Linked DNA regions of Mus musculus: regions 1 and 2 are each linked to region 3. The links are chromatin loops, found by intact Hi-C in ENCODE. Cell type or tissue: left cerebral cortex. All regions are shown on one strand.

The links. A loop is a pair of places that touch in the nucleus more often than their neighbours do. Peaks named below come from ENCODE experiments on the same cell type or tissue, not always from the same donor. Only the 100,000 strongest peaks of a DNase experiment are listed, where the experiment ranks them.
Region 1: it touches region 3 in a loop (2.1-fold over the local background); 2 of 42 quality-filtered maps call a loop at or near these places.
Region 2: it touches region 3 in a loop (6-fold over the local background); 3 of 42 quality-filtered maps call a loop at or near these places.

The regions. Positions count from the first base shown.
Region 1 is chr15:66,555,167-66,563,166 of GRCm38, forward strand. It overlaps Tmem71 (transmembrane protein 71), which reads right to left and starts at 5,880. Exons shown (of 10, transcript NM_172514.3): 1 at 5,564-5,880; 2 at 4,114-4,196; 3 at 2,579-2,639; 4 at 1-77. The coding sequence starts at 4,153. In left cerebral cortex, no CTCF peak of the experiment used is centred here; DNase peaks (open chromatin) are centred at 4,178, 5,571, 6,928 and 7,415; H3K4me3 peaks cover 191 bases.
Region 2 is chr15:66,542,599-66,550,598 of GRCm38, forward strand. All of the region lies in intron 5 of Tmem71 (transmembrane protein 71), which reads right to left. Among named protein-coding and RNA genes, the nearest start is that of Tmem71, 14 kb to the right of the region's middle. In left cerebral cortex, no CTCF peak of the experiment used is centred here; a DNase peak (open chromatin) is centred at 4,915.
Region 3 is chr15:66,481,757-66,489,756 of GRCm38, forward strand. Lrrc6 (leucine rich repeat containing 6 (testis)) reads right to left here. Exons shown (of 12, transcript NM_019457.2): 2 at 7,717-7,884. Among named protein-coding and RNA genes, the nearest start is that of Gm31006, 15 kb to the right of the region's middle. In left cerebral cortex, no CTCF peak of the experiment used is centred here; DNase peaks (open chromatin) are centred at 4,144 and 7,505; H3K27ac peaks cover 2,649 bases.

The sequences.
Region 1 (8,000 bases), 73 kb after region 3:
TATAGTGGGAGCCTGTCAGGGGGTCTATGGAGCAGCATTCAAAAGAACTGTCTCCATCCAGGAAGTCACAAGTAAAGCTAAAGAGAAAAAAGGAAAGTCCTTTAAGTCTCCATCATGTATGGACAATCATACAAGACCCATATGACCATGTAGTCACTGTGAAAGAAATTCCATTCTTCACATTCATGGTGCCAACTACTTCCACAGCCCTTATCAGTGGTGCTCTTAACTGCCAGGGCTTAGGCGCTGAACCACACAGCATTCAGTTGTTTTCTACTTAGAACTTTGGTGACAACGTTCTGGAAAATGAGCCTCTTCCCCTGAGGATAGACCTATACTCTTGATATTAGTCCATTTTTTAAAAAAATGGAAATATCACTAAACTTCCTTTCTGGGATGTTGAAATTCATTGTTCCCTTTATTCAATACAGTGTGTCACATCACTGCCCTTGCCACTGTAATAGAGAAATTATCATTTCCTTTCTTTTCAGTCTTGCATTTGGGAAGCATTCAGCTGCCTGATGGCAGCTTCCATATCTTACCCAAATCTTTTCTTTCCTGTTCTTTCCCCATTCACGGAACTCATCTCTATGGCAGAAGGTGACATTGAACCATTAGCTCTTTTACACATTTCTATTTTTTCTGGGGGGGGGGTCCTACCCTATGCTTTTCTCTTCATGCTATTTGCCTCCTCAAGAACTAGGAAATGATAGAGCGCTGGAGCTGTATTCCTAATTATTCTCTGAGTTTCAGTCTTTAACAATTATTATCAACCTCAGTTTCCCTAACTCAGGGAATGTCTCCATTCAAATGTCCTTAATATTTTCTCTCTCATTTCTTGTCTGGACATAAATTGAAAATATTCTTGTAACATCCATAGGTTTGTGAGAGAAAGAGAGGGGGGAGGGAGAGGGAGAGGGAATTTACAGTGCTATCAAATATTTTTAGCCATTAACAAAACTACTTCTAGCTCTTGACTCTCACTTTAGTTATACTGGAGAAATTCCAGCAGCTGTTTATCTTTCAATAGGCCCTTTTCAATGGATTTCAGAAACCTAACCACACAAACAACCAGCAACTTACTCAACTGTCCAAATACCAGCCCTTTCTTGTCTTGAGTGATGATTAACCAAGTCCTGGAAGAGTATTGCTTCCTGGTATTGGTAAAGAGTCAAACCCTAGAACATCCTTACATCCTTTAAAAATTTTGCTGATAGTTTATAAACCATGTTTCATTCTCGCTTTCTATATTTCCTGCAGGCCTTATGGCTTTTTATAATTTAAAAACATATGAACAATTGGAATATGTGCTTGTTATTAATAAGATACTAATAGATACTACTTATTAAATTTGTACCATAGATCAAGCCCCAAGGATGTTTTTTTCTGTCCTTTGCAGAAAATCTCTCTAAAAGGTAAGGAGATTTATGATATGATTCTCCTTATGTACTCCCCCCCCAAAAAAAAGATGAAGATTCAGAAGGACAAGTTACTTAGCTATGTTACATAGCTAGTATTCCGGGGAGCTAGGATGCAACCCTAGTTAAGCTGATCCAACACAAATTCATGTTTCTGCTTACATATTCTTGACTGACTTAAGTGGTAGTGTCAGAAGGCCTGACACCTACAGGAAGGACAGGTTCTAATATCAGTACTAGATCCCTTTATCTTGTAAGTTCATTTCAGAAAATGGTGGGGGAAGCCTCAGCTAATGACTATAGAAGGAATTAGGGGTAGACAGAAGCTCAATTAGAAAAATCACAGGAAGGGAAAAAAAAAGGGATCTCATTGAAGGATTGAACAAGATAGTGGGATTGACCACTGTGAGCAGAACATGAAACTTGACCAGCTTGTGTACTGGTGAGTACTGTCACTGTTGTGAAATGAGATAGGAAGCCATGATGTGGTGTCTTGAATGAGAATGACCCCCATAGACACATATATTTAAATTCTTGGTCCCCAGTTGGTGAAACTGGGAAGAATTGGGAGGTATGGCCTTATTGGCAGAAGCATGTCAACCCTGCCAATAAGGGTTTCAAGATTTAATAAGTCCACATCTGTCCCAGTAAGTTCTTTTTTTATCTGCCTTGTGCTCTGGATTATATATAAGCTCTCAAGTACTATGCCTGCCTGCTTGTTGGCATGCTTCCCTCCATGATGGTCATGTGTAAGATGCCTCTACTATAGCAGTACTCTAGAATTGTAAGCGTCCATAAATGATTTCTTCTGTAAGTTGCCTTGGTAATGGTGTTTTGCCACAGCATTAGAAAGCAACAAAGATATCAAATAAGAAAATCAACCAGCAACAAAGATATCAAATAAGAAAATCAACCAAGCCAATCAAAACTATGTATCTGATGGAGTTTGCCATTCAATAGACATCTGCTATGTACTCACACTAAAAAGAAAAAAAGAATATCCCATTCTTAGAGCAGACAAGTTTTCAGTAGTTAATGCAGGGGAGTGAAAATAAATAGCCATGGCAAGCCTATATATGCTATGTACAATAGTGCTTCTAAAGGAAGACAAAGTAAGATGGGCAGGAAGGGAGTTTGACAGAGAAAAGTCTCCAACATACCTTGGGAAAAGGCATGTCGGAGACAGCTTTCCAGAAGGTCCTTCGTCTGACCTGGAGTCATCTGCATAAGGAAACGAGAGAGAATTTTCAATATCTCACCAATATGTATGACCCTAATTAGCTGCAAGGTTGACACGTGGGCAGCTTATGTTCCACCCTCAGCAAGAGGGTAGCAATGTGGTAGAATGGTGTGAACAGCTAGTTTCAGAGACTCCGTCGACATGTCACCCATCCTCTATGGGAAGCATAAAGTAATCTTGGAATATCTATCTTCTGTCGCTCTCACACTCCACAGTCATTGACAGCTTTCTTTAGTGCAGGGTGATAAATCATGGCCACCACACGGAGCTTATGAGTGGAAGAGAGAAAGCATCTTGTGCGAAGTTCAAAAAGAAAAATCAAGACCAGTCGCTCAGTGTGGTGGGTATTGTAGCTAACTCTATAATGTGAGAGAATCCAGTCACTGCCAAGGAGTTTTGTGATTGGTTAATGCTTTCTAAGATGTCGCTATTATAGCAAACAGAAGGCATTGTGGGGGGTGAGTATGAAGTGTAGATTTTGTGTGTGCAAGTGTGTGTGCACATTTGTGTGTCTTCCTTTATGGTTCTCCAGCTTGTTTGAGACAAGGTCTCTCACTGAACCTGGATCCCATCAATTCTCCTAGGATGTCTGTCCAGTATCAGGATTACAGGCTCATGACATCATACCCAGTCCTTTATATGGGATGTGTAAATCTGAATTCAGACTCTCATGCTTGCATGGTGAACATTTTACATGACAGTGCCTCTCCCCAGCCTGAGGGTTGATTTTTATTGATTTTAAATAGATGGCTTTTAAAACTATGAAGCCTGTAAAGACTTCATTAAAGAAGATCCAATCCATAGGCATGACAATGGGCTTCACTTGGAGGAAGATCGAAGGGGATTCGTAGTGTAAACTCTATCACACAATTTTATAAAAGGCAACGGCAGTATCAGGACTTCTAACAGCCTGGCTCAGAGAAACTTGATTTCTGTGCTGACAATTACTACTGAAAACAAATAAGGTAATTTAGACTTTCAGCTCAGGCTGTTATTTTATTAGTTAAAAAGAAAAAGAAAAAAAAAGAAGAACAACTGGGTGTGTGAGAGAGGGTTACAAAGAGGGTTGGGAGAGAAAAATAAGAGGAAGGAAGAAACCACTACCGTTTGAACAACGCCCTTATTTTCTGAAAGTTGTGATCAATCTTTCAGCATTTTTGTAGACAGTTTTGCATCTTAATAGTAGCCAATAAATGGCCTCCTTTCACATTTATGCATAGGCATCTAAAAAAATAGTGATTTTTTTTTAATCCTAAAAGAAAAAAAAATGCCACATTTCTTTCAAGGAAAGAAATGAAGTCGAAATCATTGCCAAAGCGCACACACTGGCATTTAAAAAACACAAGCTACTGACAGATGGCTAATGGTCTGAGTATCAGCAAAATCAAAGCAAGGAAATTGCTAAGAGGACTCTAATCGTTCAAAGATAATTGCACAGAGCAGTTTCACATTTACTTGCTACTGGTGTCGACATCAGTGGAGAGTCTCGGTACATCTTGAGAAGGCCGCTTGTTCAAACTTCACAGATTTTTTTTTTTCTGCAAAAGACGTTAAAAAAAAAAGATGGACTATATATTAAAAATAGACAAATGATGCCAAACAGATGGCGTCTACTAATTGCACTAGTCAGATTTGTTTGCTGAAATAGTACAGAGATGTAGGATTGGAGAAGCAGACCAGATTGTGGGACTTCAGTGTGGGGCTGCCTACTTTAAATTCTATTTTTCATTGTCTCATTCCTTAAGTCTGAATATTCTGTAAATAACAACACCATTGTGAGAGAAAAGCAATACTTACAAAGGTTTATTTGTCATCCAGATTAAATAGGTTTTTGTTACTTAATTAAGAAATCTGAAAAAGAGGCTGGTTCTAGTGTCCTTGAAACAAATGTGTATTTAAAGCAGCCAGCAGAACTAGTTTCATTATTGAGTTGCAGTAAGTGCTTGGAGATTGTTGCCATTGACAAGTGGCCATGGAGAAGGTCAAGGCTTTTGTGGTGGCTATCAGTCTGAACATTCCTAAACAGCATAAGCTATACTGAGCTACAAATAGACCACCACAACCCAGATTACAAAGTCACATTCCTGAAAGCTTAGAATTTACTTTTCAATTTCAAAGTAAGCATGCTTCAAAGTGTGCAATTTGTGCAAATATTGATCAGTTACCTCTTATCACATAGTTCTATCTCCATGTAGCTACTGAATTACATAAATTATATAAGTGTATACATATACATATGTTTGTATGTATATAAGTATATATGTATAATACGACCCTAGTAGTTTTATAAGGTGACATGAGAGCCTTTTATGATCTAGTAGTTCTGTCCCTGTTTTTGATAAACATGTCAACTAATAATTGATTGCTATAACATAATACATTAAATCAGTCACATCAACTCTAAGGCTCAAACTAGATTATTTAATAATGTATAGTGAACCTTTCAAGGAATCATATACTCCAGCTTATAAGATTGTCTTAAATAATACAGAACTTTCTAGCATTCTTTGGAAGATTTCTAAATAAAGACACACATTTTTAAAAAAGAAAATCACTGGTTTGAAAAAGATAATATCCATACAAGTGAACATACTAGCATGTTCCTTGTGATTTCAGCATTGAGTAATACAATAAGACTTTGTCCAGTCCAAATGACTATATGTTAGTTTTCCTCAGGCAGTAAGCTTAGTTTTAAGGCAAGGCATTGTGCAGCAGAAAGCAAGGTCTCGCTGTTTGATCTTACAAAAGCGAGGAGCCATGTACAGTGAGCATAATGCCCGCTAGTCAAGAATTAGTAACTGTGAAAACAACTTGCATTCACAGCTCAAGAACTTTTCAAGAAACAGACTCTGTCTACCAGCTCATCAAAGCAATGCATCTGTTCTGAAATATAACTTGCTCATACATATTCCTCCACAGGGAGTCCCCGGGCTCTTCTTCCGACTGATAAATGACAGGAGGGTTACTGAAATACGAAGCTTCCCAGTGGTTGGTAGTGCAGAAAGCTGGACCGAGCCGTTCTTCAACTGAAAAATCCCATCAGAATGTCAACAGGTGCAGAAGTGACTTCCCACAGAGCACCCCGTCTTCCCTTCTGGTTGGAGATGACCATGTCTCTGCCACTTTCACAGGGCAATTTGGTGGTCAGGGGCCTCTGGATCTTTCAGCTGCTTCCAAGAATAGAATAGCTTGTCATTCTTGGGAGTTAGTCTCACGGGCCTTGTTTACTTTCAATATCAGCCTTTCCGAACTAGAGGCAGGGCAGCAGAATGAGGTCATACTTCCTGTCACGATCGCATCAGTGGTGTTCACAGAGTAAATACAGCAGATCTTCTTGACCATCAGAAGGGAACAGGCAACCCAGAGTCAGGTCAACTCCATACATTGTGATCATTGAGGGATGCTTCTCAGAGCTTCTGTGTCACCTCAAACTATATTAACATGAGAAAATTTAAGCCATGTTTCCTGTTTGACATTTTCTGGCTATATTCAGTTATGAGTAGCATACAGTTATTATGCTCTTGGTCCAATTAACCTAAATATATCAAAGATAGCATCAACGCTATCAAGTTCAGGATGCTATAAAAGCTATATATTATCTATAATAATGTGATTTTTATGAGGCTATCCTCTGATACATATGCAACTAGAGACACAGTTCTGGGGGGAGGGCGGGGTTACTGGTTAGTTCATATTGCTGATCCTCCTGTAGGGTTACTGACCCCTTTAGCTCATTGGGTATTTTCTCTAGCTCCTTCTTTAGGGGCCCTCTGTTCCATCCAATAGATGACTGTGAGCATCCACTTCTTCATTTTCCAGGCACTGGCATAGACAGGCTAAGATTAAAATGGTCTTTCACGATAGCTTTGGGACCTCAGACTTGTGGCTTAGCATCTTTGAGCTGCAATTTTCTCAAATTTAAATGTAATAATCTATAGCCCCAAGGTTGGCCTGCAGAATCAAATGAGAAGAAAGAAGAAAGAAATAGCTGGGTACCTGAGGGAATGTGCAAGATGTATTCCTTATTGGATTTTGTGAATTGACTTCTCTTTGGAGAGCTTGATCAGGATGGTGGAGAGTTTGTGTTATTAATTCTTGGGGATTGCTACCGAGATTATTTTTGATGTTAGGAGATATCAGTATTATTTCCTACGCAGAATCCCACATTCTTTCCACCTCCATTGTCTCTCCCTGGGACTCCACTTACTACCTCATTCTGACTGTATTTTATGCTAACATTCCAACTGTCTACTTGGCCTCTATCCAACACATTATGCACATACATATCTCACTATGTAAATTTGATTATGTCATTCCTTAAATTAAAACCTTCATCTTTGCTCCTCTCTCATAATAAGTTCAAAATCACCCCTGCAGCCTATGAGGCAAGTTTTAGCCTCATACTGCACACATTCTATCTTCTAAAGTTTGACCATGTTGATCTTCAGCCTTTCATCTTGTTCAGGTTTGCTTTCACCTTGGAGTCTTTAAACATACTACCGTTGTTTCTACATCTTGTTCCTAAGCAACTCCTTCTACATGACCTCTCCTAGATCAAGTTATGAAGGCCACAGCTCTCTACAATTTTTATTTGGAGTGTGCGTCATAGCTACAGTTAAGGAACCAAGAGACTTTCTATGTTCCATCTCCTGCTTTACTTCAGAGCCTAAGGTCTATCTATTCTTTTCTTGTTATATATCATGGTGTAGTATGAGGTTTAGTACATACTAGGAAATTAAAAATGTATGAGTTGCATGACTACCAGCTACCTCAGTCTGGGCTTTTTGCCACACACACTACAGAATTATATCAGGGCCTGACATTGTTCTTCTGGTCAGAGTCTGGGAAAGCTAATAATCTGGAAAGAGTGGCAGGGATGTCATTCTAATACAGAAATTACTCCACAGTAAAATAAGTATCCAAAACTTAGTTGTTTATAGTGATATGCTTTTATTTCCTCAGGTGGTGACTTTGTAATTGGTCACCATGGCTAAGCTGAGCTTTTTTCCAGAACTCTTTCCACTTCATTTTCTACCCAGCAACCTGTGCAGAATGTGAAATGTGTTAATGGAGCATGAGCCTTGTCTGGTTATGTGAAGGTCCATGTGCTTGCCTAGTTGGACTCTCAGCTTGGCACAACCAAGAGTCAACTGAGACAGAAGTCTTAACTGAAAAATTTCCTAGACCTGGTTGGTCTGTAGACATATCTGGGGGTCAGGGTGAATCATGATGGTTAGTTCATGTACGAAGATCCAACCTATTGTTAGCAGCATCATTTCCTGGGCCATATAAGAGTAGAAAGAGCTAACTGAGAGCAAGCAAGCAAGGTTGTGTATATTTTG
Region 2 (8,000 bases), 61 kb after region 3:
TATAGTTACGACCAAGTAGCTCAGCAGAATTCAGGGAAAATATAGTTTTACAACAAATGGAGAACAGACCACAGAAAGCATTGGCTTTCCATCAAAAGAGTAGGGGCTTCATTTATAGACGATATACTGTTTCTTAGTAAGAATGTCACCATGTAGATATTCATGTGGTATTTCTTCTGGATAAATCAATGTACAGTTCGATATATAGTAAAATCCAGGTGGCCCTTGAAGAAATCATGAAATGATACTATAACATCATGTAGGCAAGGGCATGGATTATCTCATCTTCAACCTCCAAGTGATGTTAGGTTATGAATAGATTTATTTGAAGGATCTGTGTAAGCATATGAGCCTTACATCTTTACAACATTAGACTTTATAGCAGAGATAACTCCTACTTCTAATTTGCCCATTCACTCATTTGGCATCTATTAGATGTTGCTGTTGAGAAGCAATAGCAGAGTAGACAGGTGTCACCATTTGTTTTGTGAGGATTTTATTCAGGTAAGAGCAGAGTAGCAAAATATGTTATGATAGGTGTTACTATAGAAACTCTCTATAAACCACTTTGAAACACTGAATGAAATCTTGAATAGCAAGTACATGTTTCGTTTTATCATTCAAACAGAATGCTTGGTGCAAATAGTTTCTAATGCATTCCCTTATAATGGTTCATTTGCAAATACATTTTACTTACCCTGGAATTAGCCTACCAATGCCTCTAAATAACACCCAAGTTAAATCTCAAATCCATGCAACACAAAGTTTGAAACATGCTAAGACAACTTCTAGAATCATCAGGTGTCTTCAACATAAAGTCACTATGGGATAATTCTGGCTTGTTGACTTTTGAGCTGAATCTAAAGTTAAAGGACCCTAAACTTCCCAGGCTAGAACTTTGCTGGAAAGGGTGAATGCAATAAGTAAGAATGACTTTCAATTACATTAGTAGTGTTACACCTTGACTAAATAGACCCACTGATTTGATTCATATGGCTTGAGTGTCTGAGGAATTCTCAAGTCTCTGCCTTGGATGGCCTGCATGATATCTACACTCAGCTTAGTTTCCCTACCTTGTCCTTAGGTGAGACTTTGAAACAATGCAGAAAACACTGGCTTGGAGACAAAGACATTCACACAGATCAGGCAGAAGTCCTGCATGGAATGCAGGTTATTTCCTGGACTGACTTAAAAGCTGGCACATATCCAACACACATTCTTTTAAAGCTGCATGCTTAAGCTCAAAAGAAAAGGTCATTCCTAGCAAGCAAGCTGAGGCCACTCACAACCCTAAACAATAACTGTGGTTGACTGATGGAAAGGTGGGACTTAAAAGTCATAATTAAAGGGCTTCAGTTTAGAGGGTTCTATAGGGCGTGGAGAAAGCCCCTTTATTCTTAAAGAGAACAGAAAATTAGAAGCAAGTCCCTGCAGGGATGCAATAGTCTATTCCCTCATGAAAAGCTAAGGAGAGAGAGAGAGAGAGAGAGAGAGAGAGAGAGAGAGAGAGAGAGAGAGAGAGAGAGAGAGAGAGAGAGAAAGTTATAATTTGTACTAATCCAAAGAGTCAATATTTATTACATTAGTACTGACCCTTGATGCTGCCAGGAGCCAGTATAAAGGCTATGTGCAACATCACTCAATGCAAACTACATGGTTTCCTTCAGAGAATGCCCAAGAGAGATGTTCACAACTCTGCATCACAAAGTTAACAGAGAAACCATTTCACATGGGAAATGTACTGGCTAGTTTTGTGTCAACTTGACACAGCTGGAGTTATCACAGAGAAAGCTTCAGTTGAGGAAATGCCTCCATGAGATCCAACTGTAAGGTATTTCCTCAATTAGTGATCAAGGGGAAAAGGCCCCTTGTGGGTGGGACCAACTCTGGCCTGGTAGTCTTGGGTTCTATAAGAGAGCAGGCTGAGCAAGCCAGTAAAGAACATCCCTCCAAGGCCTCTGCATCAGCTCCTGCTTCCTGACCTGCTTAAGTTCCAGTCCTGACTTCCTTGGTGATGAACAGCAGTATGGAAGTGTAAGCCGAATAAACCCTTTCCTCCCCAACTTGCTTCTTGGTCATGATGTTTGTGCAGGAATAGAAACCCTGACTAAGACAGGAAAGGAAAATAAATATGGCTATGAAAGATGGAGAATCCCAGGTAAAAGATGCTCCGAAGATTCATGTGGTCACTGTTTGGAGTTTAGCTTCAACAATCTGACCTGACATTTGGGAAAATTATTATTTGATTAGAAATGTTTTTAAAAGTGATATTGAAAATGAGAAAAAAAAAGATTATCTCCATTCCATCATTTCACACAAAGTAAGTTAGGACCATTTCCCCTTTGAATTGGACATCTAGGGAATTTGCCCTCTATGAAAGAATTTTTTGATCTTTCCCTAGATTCTTCTAGGCTCAATACTTATCACATACTCTAAATCCCCTGAATTCACTGTGGGGAAATATATATCTTTTGCCACCTTCTTCTTATAAAGCTCACCATACATAGTGACAGGGTTTCCGGAAAGGGCACAACTGAAGTGTGGTGAGAAATAGCTATGAGCCTAAAGTCGTTTTAGAGAGAAAAGAACTAAAAAAGCAGAGGAGAAGAAAAAGCAGTCAGGAATGGTATTGTTTTCATGCATTGGGTACCTCAAGTGGAACAATGTGAAGTTGGTCCATGCTAATTAACAACGAGAAAGGCTTCTTTCTCTGTTTCCACTGGTGTCAGGGGATGCCCAGCACATAAGATGACTGAGGAAAGATGCCAGGTAGGTGGAAGAACTAAAGCAAGGCAGGCTTCAGTGACACCCCAGGGAAGCCCTCAAGCCAAAGAATTCCAGGAACTGCAGCAAAAGTAGAAAAGACAGGTGCTTCATGGACATAGAGGAAGAAGGCCTGTTTATCTGATCAGTTCACTTACTATATACCTTGCATGGATTGTTCTGTTCAAGGAACTAGAGGAGCCAAGTCATATTACAGTGAAAGTCTAGAAAAAAGACTTCTGAGTATGCCTTGTAGAACACAGTAAGACTTCATAGAAGAGGCGGGGCTGGACAAGAAACCTGGAGGATGAGTACAAACTCTACCAGGTGACAGTAGGGAGATAATGGAGCAGGAGCAGAGAGTGAAGACCAGAGGGGGCGGGGCGGGGCGGGGCGGGGGGAGGGGAGACAAAGGCTGAGAGACCATATCCCAATGAGCCAGTTCTACATGGCTGGGTGGAAGAATGAGCCTGGGGAAGTACCACATGATGATTCTGACTGGACTGAGTCCAGGTTCAAAGCTTCCTATCACACTCAAGATCTAAGATTAGTCTATGAGGAGTTGGAAGTCATTAATGAATATCCAGATTGAATGTTACTCGATCCTTGTGGTGAAAGCACTCTAAGCAATGAGCCCTGGAAGCTCGTGAGTCCTTATTGAAGGAGGAGGAGTGATTAAGGAATACCAATAGACTCTTGGGGTCCTTTTATAACAAGTGTTTTATTATGTGGTATTTAAATTGGTAGTGCCACTCTGTCTGTGGCATAGCTTAGATACTGAGCCAATGGATTGAGGCTTTTGGATAGGGAAGTCCCTGCCATACGTCCATATTCCTTTCTCCCATTCTCTCAAGCTTCTGGACACCTGCCAAACAAGTCTAAAGATGCATCATTGCTGGTTGCCATAGAGAAGGAAAGTGATCGGTAACCTGTAAGGGCCGCACAGTAGAGCTTATCCTGGAGCATGCTCACTGCAGCACTGCTCACACTAGTCAAAATACAGACTCAAGTTGAGTCCACAGGTGAATGCATAAATTAAATGTGGCAAGTGTATGCAATGGGATGTACTCAGCCTTAAGTAAGGAGGATGATCCTGCTGCTTGCAACAACATGGAAGGACCTGCATGACTGTTTGCTAAGGTAAATAAGTCAGTCTACTTCGATAAGGATCTAAATAGATAAACTTACAGAAGCAGAAAATGCAGTAGTGGCTTCCAGCGCTTCCACGGTTAGGAGGTGGGGAAAATAGAGTATAGCATTTCCGTTACAATAAATGGGTATGTTTTAAGGGTATGTGTGGCACAGTCTGGTGCATGCAGTTTACAATATGATATTTGATTTTTTAAAGCTAGATTATGTTGCATGTTCTGAAAACACACCTACACCTACACAGAAACACACAGAAGGATATAAGGTGCCTTGGGGAGCTGTTTGGTATGTCCTTTATGCTAATTATGGTGACAAATAACAGCATATATCTAACTCATTAAGTTATGCATATTAAATGTGTACATTTTTATGTGTATCAATTATACCTTGGTAAAGCTGTTAAGAACACAGAGAAAGCCAGATGACCGTATTAATATGGACATGATAAAGGATCCAGAATATTTCTGGCTAATCACACACTCCAAAAAGAATATTCCATGATCCCAGGACATGAGGCATTTTCTGTGACAAAAGGAAAAATATCCCCGTGCTGTTTCCCAGGACTACCTGGTCTAACTTAGAGAATTAGCCCTGAAAATTGAATGAAATAGAACAAAGGGTTCTTGTCTGGCATCCTGGAAATCTTACACAGAACTTTTAAATGATGGCGTTAAACCACAGAGAAACTGTAAAAATCCTTTGTACTCAAAATGACCAAGGAGACACATGTTTCTAAAACGACAAATTTTCTCCCTACTCATGCTTTTCTATGACTGATTTTCATCTTTTGATAAGTTTAACAATAAATGAATGGCTCTTACCACACCAAACATTTCAGCAAATATTTTTAGTTGTATTATTCTTGAAAGCATTAAGGGCTAAGTGAAGATCCTCTTCCACTCAATTATCCTTGGGAGAATTCTCTATTCTCTTTCAGGGTGACTCACAGCTCCAGGAACACATTCCAAATTGCAGTTTGGCAGCGGGGGAGGGGGTGGCCCTCAGGAAAGGCAAAAAATGCCAACAACTAAAGAGTGAATTGCAACTAATGAGGAAAGGTGTCTCCTGCAGCTGGAGAAGGGGTTAGATGAGGACAAACCCAGTCGGCAAAATATCCTTTAGTCTGAAAACTGAAGCATGAGAAAATCAGGGGAAATAGTGTTTGATTACAGCCACGGCACAGAGAGAAAATAGCAAAACAATTTAATTTTGAATTCTTCTGGAGTGTTCTAACTAGGCCATATTTCTAGAGAAAAACAAATTGCTGATAAATCAAGAGGCCTTGGGTAAAACCGGAAACCAAGACGTCTGAGGAGACGTGATTACAGCTGACAGCAGAAATGAGAGCTTCCCAACTCTTGAACGCAACCAGGTTGACTAATTACTGATTTTTTGGAAGGGGTGGTTTAATTTGTTATATTTAGAAGATATTTGACAACCATGAGAATTTTAATAAGACACCTCACAAGTGTGCAGCATGGCTGTGGTCCAACTGCTTTCAAGTTGTTTGGGCAGATTTGGAAGAACCAACTAGGGAAGGCAGATACCAATTTCCAAATATGTGAAAATGGTCTTTGTAAAATCCGTTCCCTAGTGATGTAGCTTAAGTGTGAAATGTCTTCCCTGAGCCCATGGGTTGGTCTCCAATTGGTTTGGAAAAACCATTGGAGTCCTTAGGGGGTGGATCATTGCTGGAGGAAGTAGCATTCATTCAAGCAGGCGTTGGGGATTCATATCGCAGCTCAACCTCCTATTTGCTCTCTGCTTCCAGACTCAGACACAATGTGACCAGGTGTGCCACTCTCCTGCCATCAGATTTTCCCTGCAGTGCTGGACTGTATACTGTAAAACTGTGACCCAAATAAGCCCTCCCTCCTCTAAGTGTGTTTTTGGTCTGGAATTTTGCCACAGAACAAGAAAAGTAACTAAGACACTAGTTGTAGTTACCAGACACCATTTTCATTTTCTTTCCAGCTTATGGAAATTGGCTTCTCTTCGTCTCTTATATTTTTTTTTTCAAATTGCCTCTTTTAAGACCTTTATTGCAAAAAGAAAACACAGTCATCCATTGGACAGAGCACAAGATCCCCAATGAAGGAGCTAGAGAAAGTACCCAAAGAGCGGAAGGGGTCTGAAGCCCTCGTAGGAGGAACATCAATATGAACTAATCAGTACCCCCCAGAGCTCTTTGGAACTAAATCACCAATCAAGAAAACACAAGGTGGGACTCATGTCTCTAGCTGCATATGTAGCTGAGGATGGCCTAGTTGATCATCAATGGGAGAAGAGGCCCTAGGTCCTGTGAAGGTTCTATGCCCCAGTATAGGGAAATGCTAGGACTGGGAATGTGAGTGGGTGGGTTGGTGATGAGGGGGAGGGGTGGGGGGAGGGGATAGGGGATTTTCAGAGGGAAAACTAGGAAAGGGGATAACATTTGAAATGTAAATAAAAAATATCTAATAAAAAAAGAAATGAAGTGATGCATGGAATGGGAAGAAAGGAAATGGGGTGAACTTCAAAGATGCGACAGGAAAGAAACAAGTTCAGCCATGGAGGTGTTACATTGTTTTGTTTGTTGAATGGGTTGCCTATTTTGGCTAATGTGCTCTCAAAGACACCCAAACATTAACATGTAACAACCTGTTTTTGAGTCCAATAAAATATTCCTAATCAAAAAAAAAAAAAAAGGAAAAGAAAACTTAGTCTCAATTATTTATAGTCACAATGAGAAAGTAAATGCATAAAGGAAAAAAATGTAAGACTGCTTAATACTGAACATGTTCATTGGCAAACTAGGGGCTGGAGAGATGGCTCAGCAGTTGAAAGCATTTGACTCCACTTTGGTTTCCAGCACCCACGTGGCAGCTCACAACCGTGCTGTGTTTTAATACCAGCTCCAGGGGACCATAGCCCTCTGGCCTTGGAAAGTACATCTACACATAATAGAAATAATAAAAATAAATCTTTGTAGAGTAAACGTGTTGAGTAGAACATCAACCCATTGCTTCAACATTGATACTTTAGTGAACTACTGCATTTCATCTTCACAGCAACCCTATGTCCTATTTCCTTTGTCCTGTATTAACAAAGAAGGAAGTGGCAGATGAGAAATGTTCATTGATGTGCCCAAGAACACTCAAGTAGGAAGAGGCAGCTCCAGCACGCTGCTTTCCTATCTACCAGAGCTGGCATGGGCAAAATTTTTCACACATTTTACCAAACAAAACACAACCATTTGTTAAACTTCTCCCACTTCCTCACAACCTCATTCAATCTCTCACAAACCTGTCAATTCTACATCAAAAACAAAATTATCCTCCTTCTCTTTGCACTGTACTTTCTTGGAAGGTTTGATGCTTTTCTTTGCTTCTGAGCTCACACCAGCTATTCTGTGTAATCTTCCCTTGTGTACTACTAGAAAACTAACATTGAAAACCCAAATCTGATGTGTCCTTATCCTTCTTAAGATGCTTCAAAATGCCTGTGAATCATTAGATAAACTCTGTCTCCTTAATACGGCACAGAAGGTTCTTTAGCCCTCTACCATCTGTCGTTTCTGGTCCAACCCCTATATCAGTCTCGTGTCTGTGTCCTGCTTAGAATTCCTTGTTTTTGGCAGGAACTAGAATGCACTTGGTTTCATTAATCATTTGTTCATATTATGAGAAGGATGCTTAATTTGACATGTTATTTTTTTAAATGAGTCTAGTGTTATATCCACCTTTACACACACACACACACACACACACACACACACACACACACACACACGAATGTTCACATCATACCAATGTTAATTCCTGATTTTGTTAATATTTTGAAGCACTATAAATTGGTACCAATGGGAAAACCTGGATAAATGGCACAAATTTTTTCTCATCACTGTCTCCTTAATTTTATCTATGCAAGCCACAGTTTTTAACATGATCAATAATATATTTTGCCTATTTCCACCAACGAAATGCAATCTCCATAGGAATAAGATGCTTTATTGACTTTGTTCAACATTATACTCAGAATGTGAACAGTTTTAACCTTATTAAATATATACACTTATATATCACATTATATATGTATATACACATATA
Region 3 (8,000 bases):
TGCCCACAGGCCAATCTGGTGGGAAAATTTTCTCAATTGAGGTATCCCCTTCCCAAATGTCTCAAACTTGTGTCAAGTTGACAGAAAACTAGACAGAACATCTATACAACAGACACAAGGTCACCTGCAAAGCTTTCCTCTCTTCCTCCCTTCTTCAGAGTACTAATGTTTGCACATGTCCCTATCCATCTCCAATGCCAATGGCCTACATTTAGGCAAGCTGGCCAGTGTACAGGACTCAGTAACTCCTGCTCAGTACTTAGGCTTAAGTCAACCAGGCCGCATCATTTCCTGGAAGCTATGTGCTAAAGAAAGGGACACACACCACAAGTATTCAAAGTCAGTTAGGCAAAAACTCCATGTTCTCTGCTTTGGGACTGTATATATCTTTACTACAAGAGGATAACAAGGATATAACTGTTATCTCCTTTAGTCATTCTACTTGGTCATAAAGGAACCAGCTGTAAATAAAGTTTACTCTGAGATGATGGAACAGAGAAAAGGGACCCACTGCCCTTGGAGTCCTCTTTATCTCGTCCTATAGGTGGACAGCCATGAGAAGTAAGCTTTCCTTAACTTAAAGCTAAAATGAACCTGTCATGAGATTATGTATCTTTTTAAAATAAATCTGAAAGGCCATTCACACAAAACAAGTATGAGCTAGACAAAGAACTGCTGTTGAATGAATTGCTGTTTTTAAAATAGTTGATAATAAGACACAGCTAACTATTTGGTATTTACCATATCATATTCTAGGTATTTCACCTATATTAGATTTTAAAAGCCGTTTAATTACGTTTGTGTATTGTGTGGAAATGTATGGGTATGGATGAATGTGTCACAGGATGTGTGTGGGCATCAGAAGACAACTTGTGGGAGTCAGACCTCTCCTTCCACCATGTAGAGCCTGGAAGTTGAACCCAGGTCATCAGGCTTGGAGGCAAGCATCTTACCCCCTGAGGTATCTCACAGGCTGTGTGTGTGTGTGTGTGTGTGTGTGTGTGTGTGTGTGTGTGTGTATACATTCATATGCCAATAGAGTTAATGCACATGTCTGAGATTAAATGGTAGAGTCAAAATAATTAGATTCTAGAGCTGTGCACTGAATCATTACACTTTCTCTTAAAAGAAGAATTATTTGAGGCAAAAAAGAAAGATGGTGTCTTAGTCAGGGTTTCTATTCCTGCACAAACATCATGACCAAGAAGCAAGTTGAGGAGGAAAGGGTTTATTTGGCTTACACTTCCATACTGCTGTTCATCACCAAGGAAGTCAGGACTGGAACTCAAGCAGGTCAGAAAGCAGGAGCCGATGCAGAGGCCATGGAGGGATGTTCTTTACTGGCTTGCCTCACCTGGCTTGCTCAGCCTGCTTTCTTATAGAACCCAAGACTACCAGCCCAGAGATGGTCCCACCCACAAGGGGCCTTTCCCCCTTGATCACTAATTGAGAAAATGCCTTACAGTTGTATCTCATGGAGGCATTTCCTCAACTGAAGCTCCTTTCTCTATGATAACTCCAGCTGTGTCAAGTTGACACAAAACTAGCCAGTACAATTGACCCCTTGTCAACTTGACACACAAAAACATCACTAGTAAGCCTCAACCCTTACAATCTTATTCATCCCCAAGATCTAAATAACTTTAAAAGTCCCACAGTCTTTACATATTCTTAAAATTTCAATCTCTTTAAAATATCCATCTCTTTTAAAATCCAAAGTCTTTTTACAATTAAAAGTCTCTTAACTGTGGGCTCCACTAAAACAGTTTCTTCCTTCAAGAGGGAAAATATCAGGGCACAGCCACAATCAAAAGCAAAAGTCAATCTCCAACCGTCCAATGTCTGGGATCCAACTTACGATCTTCTGGGCTCCTCCAAGGGCTTGGGTCACTTCTCCAGCCATGCCCTTTGTAGCACACGCGTCATCCTCTAGGCTCCAGATGCCTGTACTCCACTGCTGCTGCTGCTCTTGGTGGTCATCTCATGGTACTGGCATCTCCAAAACACTGCATGACCCCTTCAGTCCTGGGCCATCAATTGCAAATGAGGCTGGACTTTCACCAATGGCCTTCCATGGCCTCTCACAGTGCCAAGCCTCAGCTGCTCTGCTCAACTCCTTCATGCCTTCAAAACCAGTACCATCTGGGTGACCCTTACACATTACCAAGTCCAGCCACAGCACAAGGTACAACTTTGGCTATATCTGGAACACAGCCACTGTGCTCTCAGAAAACACTTCCCAGAAGATGTCACCTCAATGATGCTGGTCTCTTCTTAATCACCGCTAATTTCTTAGCTCCAGCTAACCAGCATCAATAGTCCCAGTAATGCAAAGTTTTTGCTTTAGTAGTTCTGGTATCTTGTTAATCACAGCTGATTCTTCAGCCCCAGCTAACCAGAACTACAGAATCTTCACAATCAAAACAGCAATGGCCCTGAAAAGAGTCTTTAATTTTCCCTCTGAAATTTCACAAGCCAGGCCTCCATCTTCTGCTCTGTTCTCAACATTATCTTCCAAGCTCCTACAAAACATCTGACAGAGCTCTTAACAACGAGTGGATCTTCAAGCCCAAAGTTCCAAAGTCCTTCCACAGACCTCCCCAAAACATGGTCAGGTTGTCACAGGAATACCCCACTCTGCTGGTACCAATTTGTCTTAGTCAGGGTTTCTATTCCTGCACAAACATCATGACCAAGAAGCAAGTTGAGGAGGAAAGGGTTTATTTGGCTTACACTTCCATACTGCTGTTCATCACCAAGGAAGTCAGGACTGGAACTCAAGCAGGTCAGAAAGCAGGAGCCGATGCAGAGGCCATGGAGGGATGTTCTTTACTGGCTTGCCTCACCTGGCTTGCTCAGCCTGCTTTCTTATAGAACCCAAGACTACCAGCCCAGAGATGGTCCCACCCACAAGGGGCCTTTCCCCCTTGATCACTAATTGAGAAAATGCCTTACAGTTGTATCTCATGGAGGCATTTCCTCAACTGAAGCTCCTTTCTCTATGATAACTCCAGCTGTGTCAAGTTGACACAAAACTAGCCAGTACAGATGGTATCCCTGACTCACCTAAGCAATGCTGCTCTCCCAGGTTCTCTGAAATATTATGAAATGAATAGCAAGCATAACTTACTATCATTGCATTAAGCACTATTCAGAGTTCATCTAAAATTATTTATATAGCCTTGAATATATGAGAACAATACTTAGTTCTCAGTGCTTCGAGTCCACTTCTTTTCTTTTTCTTTCTTTCTTTTTTTCTTTTCTTTTCTTTTCTTTTCTTTTCTTTTTTTTTTTTTTTTTTTTTTGACAGGGTTTTTCTGTTTATCTCTGGCTGTCCTGGCACTCACTCTGTAGACCAGGCTGGCCTTGAACTCAGAAATCCACCTGCCTCTGCCTCCCAAGTGCTGGGATTAAAGGCATGTGCCACCACTGCCTGGCGAGTCCACTCATTTTTAAAATAAGAATCTGAGGAAGAATTAAGCTTCTCTTAGTGATTAAATTACTCAAGTGGTACTAGTGTTTACAAAAGGGTCTCTAAGGGCAGCTGAGTACTCAGTCATCAACACATTTGGAGGTTTCTGTGTGCCAGCGATCAGGAAAGGCAGAGTGTCTCATCTACATCCTGAACAAAAAAATAGTCATTCCTCTTTGAACTGCCATCCCACAGTGGGATACCTGGCTTGCCAAGAACTCCTTTCCTCACTTCTGTTATTAGCATGGCCCTCAAATGCTGGATTCACCCAGTGGAAATCAATACAAGAGTTGTACAAGTAGAATTTCCTCAGTTAAATTTGCAAGAGACAGGGAGCAAAGTGGCTAGAAGATGGGCAAAGATTCTATAAGTGCCCTCTCTAGCAGGCCATAAGAAGGTTTGAGAGCTCAAGCTCAAAGCACTGGCAGCCCGTGTCCCAAAATGCCACAAGCAGACCCACAGACTTCTTGTTTACCAAATATCTATTCAGGTAAAAGAGGCTTGTGCATCTATGTCCACTCTCCCCGACACCCTCATCTTTAAAATGCCCACAGGAGAGATGTTGGGACAGCAGATCCCTGGTGGCTACCCCACACCCAGGCTCTGCACTCTGGTAGGTCCCCAGATGGTCCTTAGCTCACACTTGCTTCATTGCTGAGCAGAGCCTTCCTCCCACAGCCCATCTGTCCCACTGAGTGAGCCAGGGAGCTCTAGGAAAGGCAGTTGCTTTGAAAACTTCTACCTCAATGGTAGGACAGCATGTGTGGATCCTAGAGAAGTACTTTCACTTGCAAAACACATGCCTAAATGCCCATGGGTGGAGCAGCATTGAAAAGTCCCATTATTAGAATTTAAAAGAGTGTTTAATTTAAGAATACTTCGGAAGCCAAAATTTAAGCTTTCTCACAGCCCTGAAAAGGCCTGAAATACTATGCTGTTAATTAGTAATTGTGATGGACCCAGCTGTGGAGATTAAAATTTTGGGAACTCTTTTGAGATCTGTACAATTAGCACCGTTCTGCAAAGTGCCCATGAATAAAAGCTGGTGGTTTTATCTAACCGCCTTTTTAATTGAACATTTTGCCAGAGTTTCCAGTTCCTGGTAAAGCAAAAGACACCAAGAATATTTATCTGAAGAAATATATAGTTTTACTAAATCTTCCCAAAATGATGCAGATCTGGGCTTTTTATAATCTTCTAGCAAATTTTCAATTATCCGCAGCATGCTACCAGGCTTTCTCGGCCTTGGTAATGTTAGCATTTTGAGCTGGATAATTCTTGTCTTGTAGTAGTATTCCTGGTTCCTGGCTTCTGCTAAGGTGGGACCTGTAACATACATCCCCAACACACACACACACACACACACACACACACACACACACACATACACACATACACACACACACCCCTATCATAATCAAATCAAAATATCCCCAGCCATGGCTAAGTACCTCCTATTGAGAACCTCTGCACATGCATGAAAAGTTAACTATCACCTCAACACTGACTCCTGGACTCCAGAGGTAGCACTCTCTCTATCTCAACTCATTCCATCCAGTCCTCCAGTACTATTCACTTTTCCCCTCTGCCTCTGGCTTCAGTTGGCTAACCAGGACCGCCTGGGCTAAGTAATGGCATACATAGCTTGGCAGCTTTCATTACTGAACACTTAATTCATTGTAAGCACAATAATCCTCACACCCATCTTATGCCATACTATATCCCTTGCTACAATAAGTGCTGTCAGCACTGTTTTATAAATAAGCCAACACAGTCTTGATCAGCTTAACCGACTTGCTTATTTTCACACAGATCACAAATAAGGAACAGAGGAAGGGTTCACAGACAAGACTACCTGATGGCAGAGCCCATTTGCGCTTTTACCATTCAGGCAGAGTTGCTTTAAGAAGTGACTCACCATTTGTTCCCTATGGTTGCATAACCCCATTGTATGCCTCTTGACGCATTATTAGGATGCATTATTAGGACACATTATTAGGAATGCAGGGGACAAGAAACATCAATCTATCCCATGGGTAAATTGGGAGAAGAAACTGAGTATGCACAGTCTCTCTTTCCTTCCTTCCTTCCTTCCTTCCTTCCTTCCTTCCTTCCTTCCCTTTTTCTAGGATGTCCCTGCCAGAGAACATATGATCTAGCTTCTTCCTGCCATAAAACTTGAACCTAGTTGGTCAGGGGAAACCTGTGGCTGCTCAGCTTCCCAATAATTAAAGATTTGCCTGAGGGTCGTATTAGCAAGTCTATGTACTTAATAGTGTATGTTACCTTCTGCTAGAACTTTATCGGTGTAATGGATTGAATAAGAATGCTCCCCATTAGCTCACATGTTTGAATGGTTGGACCCCAGTCAGTGGAACTGTTTGGGAAGAGTAGAAGGATAAAGAAGTGTGGCCTTGGTGGAGGCATGGCCGTCTTGGAGGAGGTATGGCCTTGTCAGAGGAGTGTGTCATTGGGAGTGGACTTTAAAATTTCAAAAGTCCATGCCTACCCGTGGTGCTGACCACATATGTGGCAGAGGATGACCTTGTTGGTCATCAGTGGGAGGAGAGGCCCTTGGGCCTGAGGGTGTTCAATGCCCCAGTGTAGGGAAATGCCAGGTGGGAGGACAGGAGTGAGTGGATGGGGGAGCACGCTCATAGAGGCAGGGGAGAGAGGATGGGATAGGGGTTTCCCAAAGGGGAGACCTGGAAAGGGGGAAACATTTGAAATGTAAATAAAGAAAATATCCACCACCACCAACCCTGGAAAAGTCCATGCCTTTGCCACTGTGTGTCTCTTGGCCTTGTAGTTATTGTCTCAACATGTAAGCTCTTACCTACTGTGCCATGCCTGCCTGCCTGTTGCTATGACTTTGCTGTGATGGTAATGAACCCTCTATAAGCCAGCTCTCAATGCACTCTTCCTTCTATAAATTGCCTTCACAGTAATAGAAAAGGAACTAAGGTCATCAGATACAATACTAACAGTTTGATCTTTTTTCCCCCATGACTTCTGCACTTACCTGTCAATTCCATTCCAAACTAAAACCATCTTAATGTACCAAACTGATCACAATACCCGGTACTCAGCACTGTGGCATAACTGGCTAACATAGTCTGTGGTAATCTGACAGACATTTAAAAATACATACTGACTTCTGAGAGCAGATTTATCGTCATAGAAAAACTGAACAGAACGTACAGCTCTTAAATACCCAATTATTTCCCTGCATGACCCCAACTGCTGGTCCCCAATGCTACTAATATCTTATCCCAAGGGGATAGACTCATCAAAACTGATAAGCCTAATTTGACATATCATCACCTACACACTTATCCTTGGTCAGTGTGTCTCAACCTCCCTAATGCTGTGATCCTTTCATACAGTTCCTCATGTCCTGACCCCCAACCATAAAATTATTTTTTTGCTACTTCATAACAGTCATTTTGCTACTGTTATGAATCATAATGTTAATATTTTTGGAGATGAGAGTTTACCAATGGGGTCACAACTCACAGGTTGAGATATGCTACTCTTGGTATACATTCTGTGTACCTTGTCAAACAAACATGTATCCACATTATCCTACATACTCTGACTATTCATTGTTCATTACTCCTGGAAAGCACTGATCTTTTGTGGTTTTTATACTTCTGCTTTTCCCTGAATATCAGTTAGACTCATGTAGGCTTAGCTTTTGCATATTGGTTGCTCTTGGTTATGTACACTGAGGACTATTTTCTGTGTTTTCATGCCTCAGTAGTCATTTCTTTTAAGCTGTGAATAACACTCCATTTCATGGATATAGCATAGTTGTCTGAAGGATCTCTTGGTTGCTTACAACTTTGGGCATCTGTAACTTTTTAAACCAACAACAACAACAAAAGTATTGGTATACATATATGATAAGGATTTTAAATCCCAACATGATCTTACCAGTTTTGCAGAGAGATATAAAGCTATGGAAAATTCATGACTCATATCCACCCACTTTGAAAACTGGTAGGAGAATATGGGCGCCTCACACTAAACTCTGCTTCCAATTCCATAACAGCATCCCTCTGGATGCCAGGGCCAACTACACACAGGAAGGAGGCCTGGGGAATATTCTGCAAACAGCTACTGAGAGGTGGTGGTGTCTTTTCCCCATGGCCTTCTTATTCAGTTGTTTTTCAAAGTTCTCCTCCTTAAATCTTAAAAAAAAAAAAGTCATAAGAAAAAAAACAAAAACAAATGAGACTTACCAATTTTTCCAATGAGGTTATTTTGAAGATAGAGAATTTTTAAGTCCCGGCACCATTTGTCAATATGTTCTAGCCTTTCTATTTCTTGCTGATGCAAGGAGAGTTCCTCCAGGGAAAAAATTACACAGTCATTGTGCTCAGCATTCCGTCTAATAAGATCTTCTGTGACTGAAAGAAAATTTGCAGCATATTATATTCCCATTCCCATTGTTCTGTGTCGGGTTATTATGTTATTAACATGCTGGAGTTTCTTTGCAGCCAAGCGTCAATTCTTCAGGCCCAAG